2 separate regions of the Homo sapiens genome follow, and region 1 is linked to region 2. The links are chromatin loops, found by intact Hi-C in ENCODE. Cell type or tissue: OCI-LY7. All regions are shown on one strand. Each heading gives the region's core, and the rest is flanking DNA. Links, peaks and the distances in the headings are about the cores only. Region 1 has its middle 33 kb from the start of SHOC1. Region 2 overlaps SUSD1 (sushi domain containing 1).

Region 1 (5,376 bases), core at 143-5,142, 250 kb after region 2:
AGCTTCCCATATGAAAATGTTAGGATGAAGCACACACATTGACATTTAGGAGATATGTTTATTTGGGAAATAAAAATCAATACGACTGGCCTGGTGTGGTGGCTCATGCCTGTAATCCCAGCACTTTGGGAGGCTGAGGTGGGCGGATCACCTGAGGTCAGGAGTTTGAGACTAGCCTGACCAACATGGTGAAACTCTGTCTCTACTAAAAATACAAAAAATTAGCCAGCGTGTTGGCGCGTGCCTGTAATCCCAGCTACTTGGGAGGCTGAGGCAGGAGAATCGCTTGAACCCAGGAGGTGGAGGTTGCAGTGACCAAAGGTCGCACCACTGCACTCCAGCCTGGGCAACAAAAGTGAAACTCTGTCTCAAAAATAAAAAAAAAAATCAATAAGACTAATGTAAAGAGTGATTGGGTAGAAAACAGAAGAACCATCGTGAAGTCTGGATCACAAGTTAGAAATGTGTCAGGACTTTCAAATGCATATCCAGAAAAATCCTGGCCCCAGGGTGTTTCAAAGTAGGGAACCTGATGTGGATGGTGATGTCCACTCTGTACCTTGCCCTGTAAAACTTGGGTCTCTCTGCAGTGGGTTTCCACTCTGATTTGTAAACTTCCTGACCTTCCCATCAGAGAATTACAATCAGAGAACACAGGTCTGCTTCCTAGAACAAACAGTACCTCTGTGGAAATAAGAAAAAGGTGCCCTGTGCTCTGGGTCCTTAGCCTCATAGCTCAGCGAGCAGAGCAGGTGCTAGGTTTCTGCCCTGACTTACCTTCTCCAGGCATCTCTTTGCATGGCCGAACTTGCACAACCACACGAGGCATCAACCCTTTCTATTCCTCCTTCCAAGAACTCAGAGGAAGCAGTGGAATCTTTCCATCTGTCACACTTATGATTGCCCACAGAATCCCACCAACCAAATCAGGTATGGCTACAGGAGAGGGAGTTACTCAAGCAGATGCAACTCTTATGAGAATTGCTCAGTTTTTTGTTTTTTTTTTTGAAACAGAGTCGCACTCTGTCGCCCAGGCTAGAGTGCAGTGGTGCGATCTCGGTTTACTGCAACCTCCACCTCTTGTGTTCAAGAGATTCTCCTGCTTCAGCCTCCCAAGCAGCTGGGATTACAGGCATGTGCCACCATGCCCAGCTAATTTTTTGTATTTTTAGTAGAGGTGGAGTTTCACCATGTTGGCCAGGCTGGTCTTGAACTCCTGGCCTCAAGTGATCTGCCCACCTCGGCCTCCCAAAGTGCTGGGATTGCAGGCGTGAGCCATCGCGCTTAGCCGAATTGCTCAGTTTCAAATGGAGTTTGTTCCACTTGTTTCTAGGATAGAGTCTGAAAAAACCCCACCTCATCTCCTGATGTTAGCATCTTTCAGACTTTCCTAAATTTAAAGTTGGCATAGGATTCTTGACACCTTCTTATTGGAAGAGCGTCTGGCACACATAGCTCAAAGGATGTCTGGTGAGTGAAGGGAAGATAAGGAGAAGAAGGGAGGAAGACAGGGAGGGAGGGAAGGAGGGAGGGAGCAGCAGGGATGGTGAATCCTCTGTGACAAAGATCAAGTCTATGCGATGAGGTATATGGAACTTCAGCGTCTGCCTTGGGCCAGGCAGCATTCAGACAGCTGATGTGTGATTAATTGGGCTAAGTGGTATGTCTATGTAGCAATGATTTTCATATGTCTCTCCCCACAATCCCTGTCTGCAGGTCTGCAATTGTCAGACAATGCTTTAGTGGACGTGCTTGGCACCTGAGAGATACGAACACATCATTTAATAATATGCTTTCCGTGCATGATGCTTGACTAGTGAGCATTTATAATTCACTGAAAGGTAGGTTCTTCCCAAATACATGTGTTATTCTCAACCACAGCATCCGACAATGAGTGGAGAAAATTCCTAGAGTCAGGGTTACCAAATCCGGTGATGAAGGACAGAATGATCTGCTGAGAGAGTAGAGAGAAGAAACTCTCGAGAGCAAGTGGAGCCATGTCAAGAACAGGGCCAGCCTTCAGGGAAGTTGGCAGTGGCATTACCGACATGCCATTCTGGGGCAATCAGGGTGTTCACTCTTCACAAAGCTTCAGTGCTTTGGGTTGTGGGGTGATGCAATGGGTTGCTGTTTATCATTGGCACTCTCATAATTATTATCTGCAATAACACCGCCAACGTCATTAAAAATTTGTTGGGTTTCTTCCCTGTAAAATTGTCAACAGGATCTTTGGGCTTAGGCTCCAAAAGGCTGGCTCTTCTTAAAAATCCTTGCAGAGAGAGCCTTAAAAGCTTAATAACATATCAATTCAGCATTTAAAGATTAAAGTAGGTATGTTTTAATAGACCTTTTGAATAAAAAAAATAAAATTCATGCCTCAAATTTGAAAGGTACCAAAGTGTGTACTGAGATAAGTAAGTCCTCCTTTTACCCTGTCACCTAGACTTCCAACTTCCTTCCAAAAGGTATTCACTCCTTATGGAAAATTGTATCTGAAAGGAAGAGAAGGGTTCTAGCTGAATAATCAGAACCTCAGTCAAAATCTTTGCAAGGCTACCCATCCTTTTCTGGCCAGGCTTCTTTATATTCAGGAAGAAATACTAATAATTGTTGATTGCTGCCCCCAGCAGGAAAGCAGAAATTCAGATATGCCATTCAAGGCACGAAGGACTACAATACCAATGACCTCAGTGTTAGTGGATGTGAGAATTTATGGTTGTTAATCGACAATGGTAGAACCAAAATTCCGGTGTCAAAGCTAATGCCAAGAAAAGTCACAGAAACCCCACGGAGATACAGCTCCTCTCAAGACACACACACTCAGTGGCTCTGGTTTACATCCCCAGTAATTTGTTCAGGCTGCATGGTTTTTTTGTTTTTGTTTTTGATTTTTCTTTTTAAATAAATCTTTTGACACAGGATCTGGCTCTGTCACCTAGGCTGGAGTGCAGTGGTGAGATCTTGCTCACTGTAACCTCTGCCTCCCGGGCTCAAACCATCCTCTCACCTCAGACTTCCAAGTAGCTGGAGCTACAGGCATGCAACGCCATGCCCGGCTAATTTTTTGTATTTTTAGTAGAGCCAGGGTTTTGCCATTTTGCCCAGGCTGGTCTTGAACTCTTGAAGTCAAGCAATCCTCCTGCCTCGGCCTCCCAAAGTGTTGGGATTACAGGCATGAGCCACAGTGCTCGGGCTTAAACTTCCAATTTCTCATTCCATCAACTTTTGACGGGGCCTCTTGACTCCTACTCTATATAAGAATATTAACTCTTGTACACTATATTAATTCTTGTACTTTCTTCCTCCTTCCATGTGCCATTAATCTCTAATGTCCACATACTTTTATTTTTACTTTGTCAAGTTGATAACATATTCATTCTGCCTGCCAAGACATCCTTGGTTTTTCCCTGAGATGACTCTAAAAGTTGCAAACCAAACAACATTTCCATTAGTATGACCATGTAAATATTGTCCAATGCTGGGCCAGGTAGCATATTAGGACTACATTTTCTTCTTCAATGTCATTATGCCTAGACTATATAAAAGAAATTGTTCCTAACATCAAGGTCAGATGGCATCTATTTTCTTACACTATCAGCCAATTAAAATTATGCCACATTTTAGTTTGTTTGCCTTAAATAATATTTGTCTTATATTAATATTGCTACCCCAGCTTTTGCAGGGGTAACAGTTAAAGTACCTGTCTCTTTTCATCCTTTTATTTCTAACTTTTCTCGGTGTTTTTTGTTGTTTTTTTGAGACAGAGTTTTGCTCTGTCGCCCAGGCTACAGTGCAGTAGCACGATCTCGGCTCACTGCAACCTCTGCCTCCCGGGTTCAAGCAATTCTCCTGCCTCAGCCTCCCGAGTAGTTGGGATTACAGGCGCCTGCCACCATGCCCAGATAATTTTTGTATTTTTAGTAGAGACAGGGTTTCGCCATGTCGACCAGGCTGGTCTTGAACTCCTGACCTCAGGTGATCTGCCCACCGCGGCCTCCAAAAGTGCTGGGATTACAGGCATGAACCACCACACCTGGCCTGGGTAGTTTTGTTTTAGATGTGTATCCCAGACATACAGAGCTAGAATTTTTACAAACTCAATTTGGTAATTTTGTTTTTATATAGGGGAATTTAATTCGTTTATATATTTTGTGATTGATATATTTTAACCTAATTCTACCACCTAATTTGTGTTTTCTGTTTACTATAATTTTTCTTTTCTTCTTTTTTTCCTACTTGATAAAATTTCTGGTATTTCTCTTTTTTTCCCTTAATTAAGTAATTATTGTAGTTTTTTATTTTTTTTTTTCCGAGATGTTGTCTCCCTCTGTTGCCAGGCTGGAGTGCAGTGGCACCATCTCGGCTCACTGCAACCTCCGCCTCCTGGGTTCAAGTGATCTTCCTGCCTCAGCCTTCCAAGTAGCTGGGACTACAGGTGGGTGCCACTACGCACAGCTAATTTTTTTGTGTTTTTAGTAGAGATGGGGTTTTACCATGTTGGCCAGGATGGTCTCGATCTCTCGACCTTGTGATCTGCCTGCCTTGGCCTCCCAAAGTGCTGGGATTATAGGCGTGAGCCACTGTGCCTGGCTGATATTTCTATTTTTAAATTAAACTTGTATATACATCATGAGTTATACATATTTCTTATTAGTTTATAATAATTCAGTATTTGTATTATGCTCTTAACCGAAACACAGGTCTTAGGATGCTTAACAACCCATTAAATACTAGCTCTGTCTTCTTACTGTAATTTAGAGGTATAGCTTTAATTCTATTTTTTCTTTTCTTTCTTTTCTCCCCCTAAAATTACTGGGCTTCGATCTATGTGAAAAGACACAGAAATTAGTATTTTTAAAACAGGAAATAAACTTACTGACATTTTATTTATTGTTTCTTGTATTCCATGTCTTCTTTCTGTGTTCTTTTTTTTTTCTTGCTAAAGGACATCTTTAATGGATCTTCTTTTTATTTTTTTATTTTATTTTATTTTTTTTTTTTTTTTGAGACAGGGTATTGCTTTGTTACCCAGGTTAGAGTGCAGGAGCACAATCACTGCTCATTGCAACTTCTGCCTCCCAGGCACAAGCAATCATCAGCCTCTCAAATAGCTGGGACTACAGGCCTATGCCACCACACCCAGCTAATGTTCTAATTTTTTGTTGAGATGGGGTTTTACCATGTTGCCCAAGCTGGTCTTGAACTCCTGGACTCAAGCAGTCCTCCCACCTCAGCCTCCCAAAGTGCTGTGATTACAGGCATGAGCCACCATGCCTGGCCTCTTAATGAAGCTCTATGGATGGTGAGTTCTTTTGTTTTTTTGCATATCTGGACATATTTTCCCCCCACCCCCATTAATGAATCATAGTATGTCCG
Region 2 (5,376 bases), core at 87-5,086:
ATCGCACTCCAGCCTAGGCAACAAGAGCAAAACTCCATCTCAAAAAAAAAAAAAAAAAAAAAAAAAAAAAAGTAGATTACTATCAGGGGACAATGATTGTAGTCCTCCGGCTATAGGGCCCCAGTAAATTCACTTTCCACTCATTTTCTCCTCCCTCTTCACATCTGTGACCCCCACTTCACACATGCTCTGAGCAAATACTAAGCATATTAGCTTCTTGATTCTTATTTCACTGAGAAATTAGAAGTAGTCAGGTGAGGACTTCCCACGCTCAGCCCTGCCGTTCCTCCTTGCATCCTGTTCTGCCTCCCTTCCTGTCCCTGCTCGTGTGTAAGGCTGCCATCCCCTCAACTTGTGCCTTAGATCCCATCCCTTCTTCCCTGATCAGCACTTCCCCTCAATACAGAATTATCCCCAGCATTGCCTAGCATGTTGCAACATCCTCCTTGTGAACGAAAAGAAAGAAAAAATGAGCAGACCTTCTTTGAGCCCATATTTGTCTTCAGCTACTTTGCCTTCTCTCTGCCCCTTTCTATAAAAACTCCTTGAAAGAAATGGCTGTTCTGTAGGCTCCACAGCCCTACCTCCTGTTCTCACTTTCACTCATCCCACGTGGGAAACATACGTCTTCATTGCTTTACTGAAAGGCTCTTCGTTTGATCTCCGTCTTGCCAAATCCAATGGCCAGTTTTGTTCTTATCTGATTTCTTCGATAGCGTTGACACTCCCTCCCTCTTGAAACCCCCTCTCCCTTAGTTTTGGTTCCTTCTGCCTTGCTGTCCCCTCTCAGTCTTCTTTGCTAGCTCCATCTACTTTTATGACCCCTCTTCAGCCTCCTTTTCTTCATTATCTACCCTTTCTGCTTAGGTGATCTCAACCAGTCTTATGGCTATAACTATTACCTATATGCAGAGGATTTCCAAAGATCAATTTCTAGTCCCAGCCTCTCCTTTGAGCACCAGACTCCTATATCCACCCAACTTCTACACATGTCCTATTGAACATCTAATACGCAAATCAAACGGAACTTGTGATTTCTCACCTCTGCCCTCGCCCCCAAATCGGTTTCCACCCAGGCTTCTCTGTTTCTATCTGTTACTTTCTGTCTGTTATTGGAATTTCTGTTCACCCAATTGTTCAGACCAAAAACAAGTCCTAATTGGTTCTATCCCATCCCCAAATTTCTAATCTGTCAACAAGCCCTGTTGGCTTGCTGTCTGAAATATATTCTGAATTCCACCACTTCTCCCCACCTGTGCCTTTTCCACAACTACCCTAATCCAAGACAGCCACCTCTTGCTTGGATTCCTGCTGTAGTTTTCAAACTGGTTTTCTCTTGCCTATATACCTCCCACCCTGGACCTTAGTCTTAGTCTTCACCATAACTTTCAAAAGATCACTCAGCACTCAGAGTGATCTTTTAAAAATGCATTTGGGAACATGTCAGCACCAGCTCAAAACTCTCCAGTGAGTTTCCATTAAAGTTAGAATGGAATCCAAGTTCCTCATCATAGGACATGTCATCTGGCCCCTGCCTACTTCTAATTCATCTCCCCCTGCTCTCCTCCTTTCCCATTAAGCATCAGCTGTCTCCCTGGCCTTCTTGCAGTTCCTTCAATGGGTCAAAGTTTTTCCAGCCTCCAGACTTTTCCATCTGCAGTTCACACTTCCTGGGACACTGTCAACATATGGCTTCTCCATAGTTGTTCAGGTGCCTGCTCAACTGCCATCACCAGCCTCCACGCTAGTACTCTGTATCTACTTACCCTGCTTCAATTTCTTCATAGAGCTTCATATTAATAAAAAATATTAATTATTAGTTTTTAGAGATAGGGTCTCACTCTGTCACCCAGGCTGGAGTGCAGTGGTGCAATCATAACTCACTGCAGCCTTGAGCCCCTGGGCTGTAGCAATCCTTCTGCCTCAGCCTGCTGAGTAGCTGGGACTATAGGCGCTCACCACCATGCCTGGCTAATTACAAAAGGGATTTTTTTGTTTTTATTTTTTGTAGAGATGAGGGTCTCCCTATGTTGCCTAGGCTGGTCTTGAACTTCTGGCCTCAAGTGATCCTCCCATCTCACCTCCCAAAGTGCTGAGATTATAGGCATGAGTCTCTGTGCCCAGCCTAGAGCTTGTTTTCTAAAAACTTATTTTTTTTTTATTTTCTTTCTCTCCCACTAAAATAGGAGCTTCCTGAAGACAGTGATTTTTGTCTGTATGTTTTACATTCAACCCTCAGTGGGTAAGAATGGTACTGATAGATAGCATAACAGCCCAAAATTTTAAAATAACAGCCAGTGGGTGGTATTGGTGTTGAGGAGATGTCTGGTTAGGCAATGAATTCTGGCTACCAGAAAGAATTCCCCACATTTTGGGCTGGAGAGACAAGTGGTGTTCAGTCTGGGCATTTCTTTCTGTGGTGACTTATTAAAATGAATAGCGACTCCATCTCCATTTCCTACTCTGTGGTCTTTCTCATATTTGGATGCTGTGCTTTTCTGGTTTGAAGGACCGTTGCATATTTTTTTGAGTAAAGGGGAGGGGGTTTCATCTTGATGAGACACTTACTCCTTGTTTGGTAGGCTGAATAGAGCTTTAGTGGCTCAAGTTCCCTCTCTCTGTGCTCATGGCCACCAGGGGACATTGTTGAGCTGTTTAATGTTCATTGAGATGCCTATTTTCCAACTCTACCCACTTTAAAGGACTCGTAATTTTAAAGAAGCATAAAAAAATCAAGTTGCTTTGATCTTATGAAAGAGTTAAAAAAAAAAAAAAACCAACCCCTTTCTTTTATAAAAGGAGGAAAAAAGAGAAGCTTATGTGTTGATGTGCAGAGATACTCGTGGTTTCCTAAGAAGTGTGTGGCCTTATTTCGGTAAAATCATGAACTTTTGAATTTTGGCAGATGTGTTAGGCTAAGGATTTGGGTCTGGACAATGTAGCTGCTCATTTCCCAGAAGGAAAGAGAGTGGAATTTCCCTTCTGAGTGTCTTACGTTAAATCTTACTGATGGGAACAGGATGAAAACAAGTGCTTTAAATACATCGCTGACCTCAGAGGACAGTGAAGGTTCTAGGAATGTTGAGGGACAGAGGCAAGTGTTTCGGTGAATGCAGGAAAGCAGGGGCTGGCGAGGGGGTGGGTGAGATGGAGCTGTGGCCTCACGGTGTTTCTGACTCTTGGCTGATAGGCTGCAGACGGCACATTGAACTGAATTCTTCAGGATAGCCCCACGGCACGCATCCCCTTTAGGACAGGGTGAGGAACAAACTTTCATCCTTGATGCAGGCCCCAAAGAGTCAGAAGAGCATCCACATGTTGAGTGTGCTATTTTCTTTTTCTTTTTTTTTGTTTTGAGACAGAATTTCGCTCTGTCACCCAGGCTGGAGTGCAGTGGCGTGATCTGAGCTCACTGCAACCTCCACCTCCTGAGTTCAAGTGATTCTTATGTCTCAGCCTCCCAAGTAGCTGGGATTACAGGTGTGTGCCACCACGCTTGGCTAATTTTATATGTTTAGTAGAGATGGGGTTTCACCATGTTGGCCAGGCTGATCTTGAACTCCTGGCCTTAAGTGATCCGCCCACTTCGGCCTCCCAAAGTGCTGGGATCACAGGTGTGAGCCACTGCACTGGCCTCCTTCCCTTCCTTTCCCTTTCCCTTTCTTTTTTTGAGACAGTCTTGCTCTGTTGCCCAGGCTTGCTCTGTTGCTTACGCAGTGGTGTGATCTCGACTCACTGCAACCTCTGCCTCCCAGGTTCAAGCGATTCTCATGCCCCGACCTCCCAAGTAGCGGGAATTACAGGCACACATCACCAGCCCCGTCTAATTTTAAAAATATATTTTTAGTAGAGATGAGGTTTTGCCATGTTGTCCAGGCTGGTCTCAAACTCCTGACCTCAAGTGATCTGCCTGCCCTTAGCCTCTCAAAGTGCTGGGATTACAGGCATGAGCCACTGTCCAGCTGAGTATGCTATTTTCTTGCTAAGTCTAAAAGCTTTGTAGGCAACATTTTCTTATATAGAGAGAGAAAGAGGAAACCAGAGAGAGGAGGATGGGGGTGGGTGGGGGCGGGGTGGGGAAGAGAGAGAAAGAGAGAGAGAGAGAGTGAGCGTGAGAAAGCCAATACATACGTAAATGTGGAGATAAACCAGACCACTTGTCTTACACAACATGGTGATCATTTGAGATGGAATGTTTATTATGGAACCAAGCATGCTGGAGGAGCAAAGGGAAGAAAAGATGAAAAGGAAATTATTTATTCCCATGTCTTCAGTACCAAGGCTGGCAACTTCTTCAAGAAATTTCCCATCTCTCATTGTATTCATAACAAGAAAAAGGAAAGTACTTTTTCAGACGGTTAGGAAAACAACAGAAAACACAGGAGTGTCCCAGGCATTTATCAGATTGTCACTTTATCAGAGAGGTCCAGCCAGGACTGCCCTGATCCTCCCTGCCCCTGCCTCTGACACCGCCCTCCACAATGGGATGTCCTCAGGGAAGACTGTGCAGGACTAGGTCTCTTGGTTTCTTTTACCGAGGCTTCTCTTTCATGGTTGGTTACCCACAAACCATCCAAGGATGCTGTACCCCTGTGTCCTCAGTGAGAAACCCATCTCCCCTGGCTGGTTCCAAGGTACCACACTTATCCCTGGGGGCCCCCCTGGCTCCAAGGGGGCTGAAGCTGTACCACAGGTCAGCAGAGGGACTGGCCTTCATGCCAGCTGTTTTCCTTTCCAAGTCTTCCGTGGACACAGGCTCTTTTGATATCTGGAGCCCTAACATTAGGTCACGCTAGGAGAGGCATGTTTGCCCTTCCATGCTTCCACAGTCCACGTATTTCTCTCATTCCCAGAAATCTCCCAACTGCTTTCTAGCTTCAAAACAAACCCCAAGCCCCCAAGTAAATGGCTGTGTGGGGATGGGTGTCTCCCAGACCCTCTTGCTACCAGCATCTGAATCTCAGCCAAAGTTAGCTTTTATAAAACGTGCATGAGAAGGTATTCTTAGATCAGAAGCCTGGAAACTAGGGTTTCTGTGTGTGTTGGGAGAGGGGGAGGGGCTTGCTGAGCTGTAACAATTTAATTTAGCAAATATTTATTTATTTACTTGTATTTGTTAAAAATGAGATGGGTTGGCCAGGCACGGTGGCTCATGCCTGTAATCCCATCCCAGCACTTTTGGAAGCTGAGGTGGGTGAGTTCGAGACCAGCCTGGCCAACATGGTGAAACCCAGTCTCTACTAAAAATACAAAAATTAGCTGGGTGTGGTGTGGGTGCTTGTAATCCCACCTACCTGGGAGGCTGAGGCAGGAGAATCTCCTGAACCCGGGAGGCAGAGTTGCAGTGAGCTGAGATTGTGCCACTGCAGTCCAGCC

Evidence for each region. Peaks named below come from ENCODE experiments on the same cell type or tissue, not always from the same donor. Only the 100,000 strongest peaks of a DNase experiment are listed, where the experiment ranks them.
Region 1: a loop joins it to region 2, with 10 times the contacts of the local background. A loop is called at or near these places in 31 of 110 quality-filtered maps.

The regions. Positions count from the first base shown.
Region 1 is chr9:111,825,640-111,831,015 of GRCh38, reverse strand. No RefSeq gene overlaps it. Among named protein-coding and RNA genes, the nearest start is that of SHOC1, 33 kb to the right of the region's middle. In OCI-LY7, for the core only: CTCF peaks have their summits at 2,415 and 2,617 (motif pointing left); no DNase peak of the experiment used is centred there.
Region 2 is chr9:112,072,195-112,077,570 of GRCh38, reverse strand. The region is part of intron 12 of SUSD1 (sushi domain containing 1); the gene reads left to right. Among named protein-coding and RNA genes, the nearest start is that of LINC02977, 34 kb to the right of the region's middle. RefSeq lists enhancers at 381-480, 3,686-3,855. In OCI-LY7, for the core only: CTCF peaks have their summits at 2,420 and 2,633 (motif pointing right); a DNase peak (open chromatin) is centred at 2,640.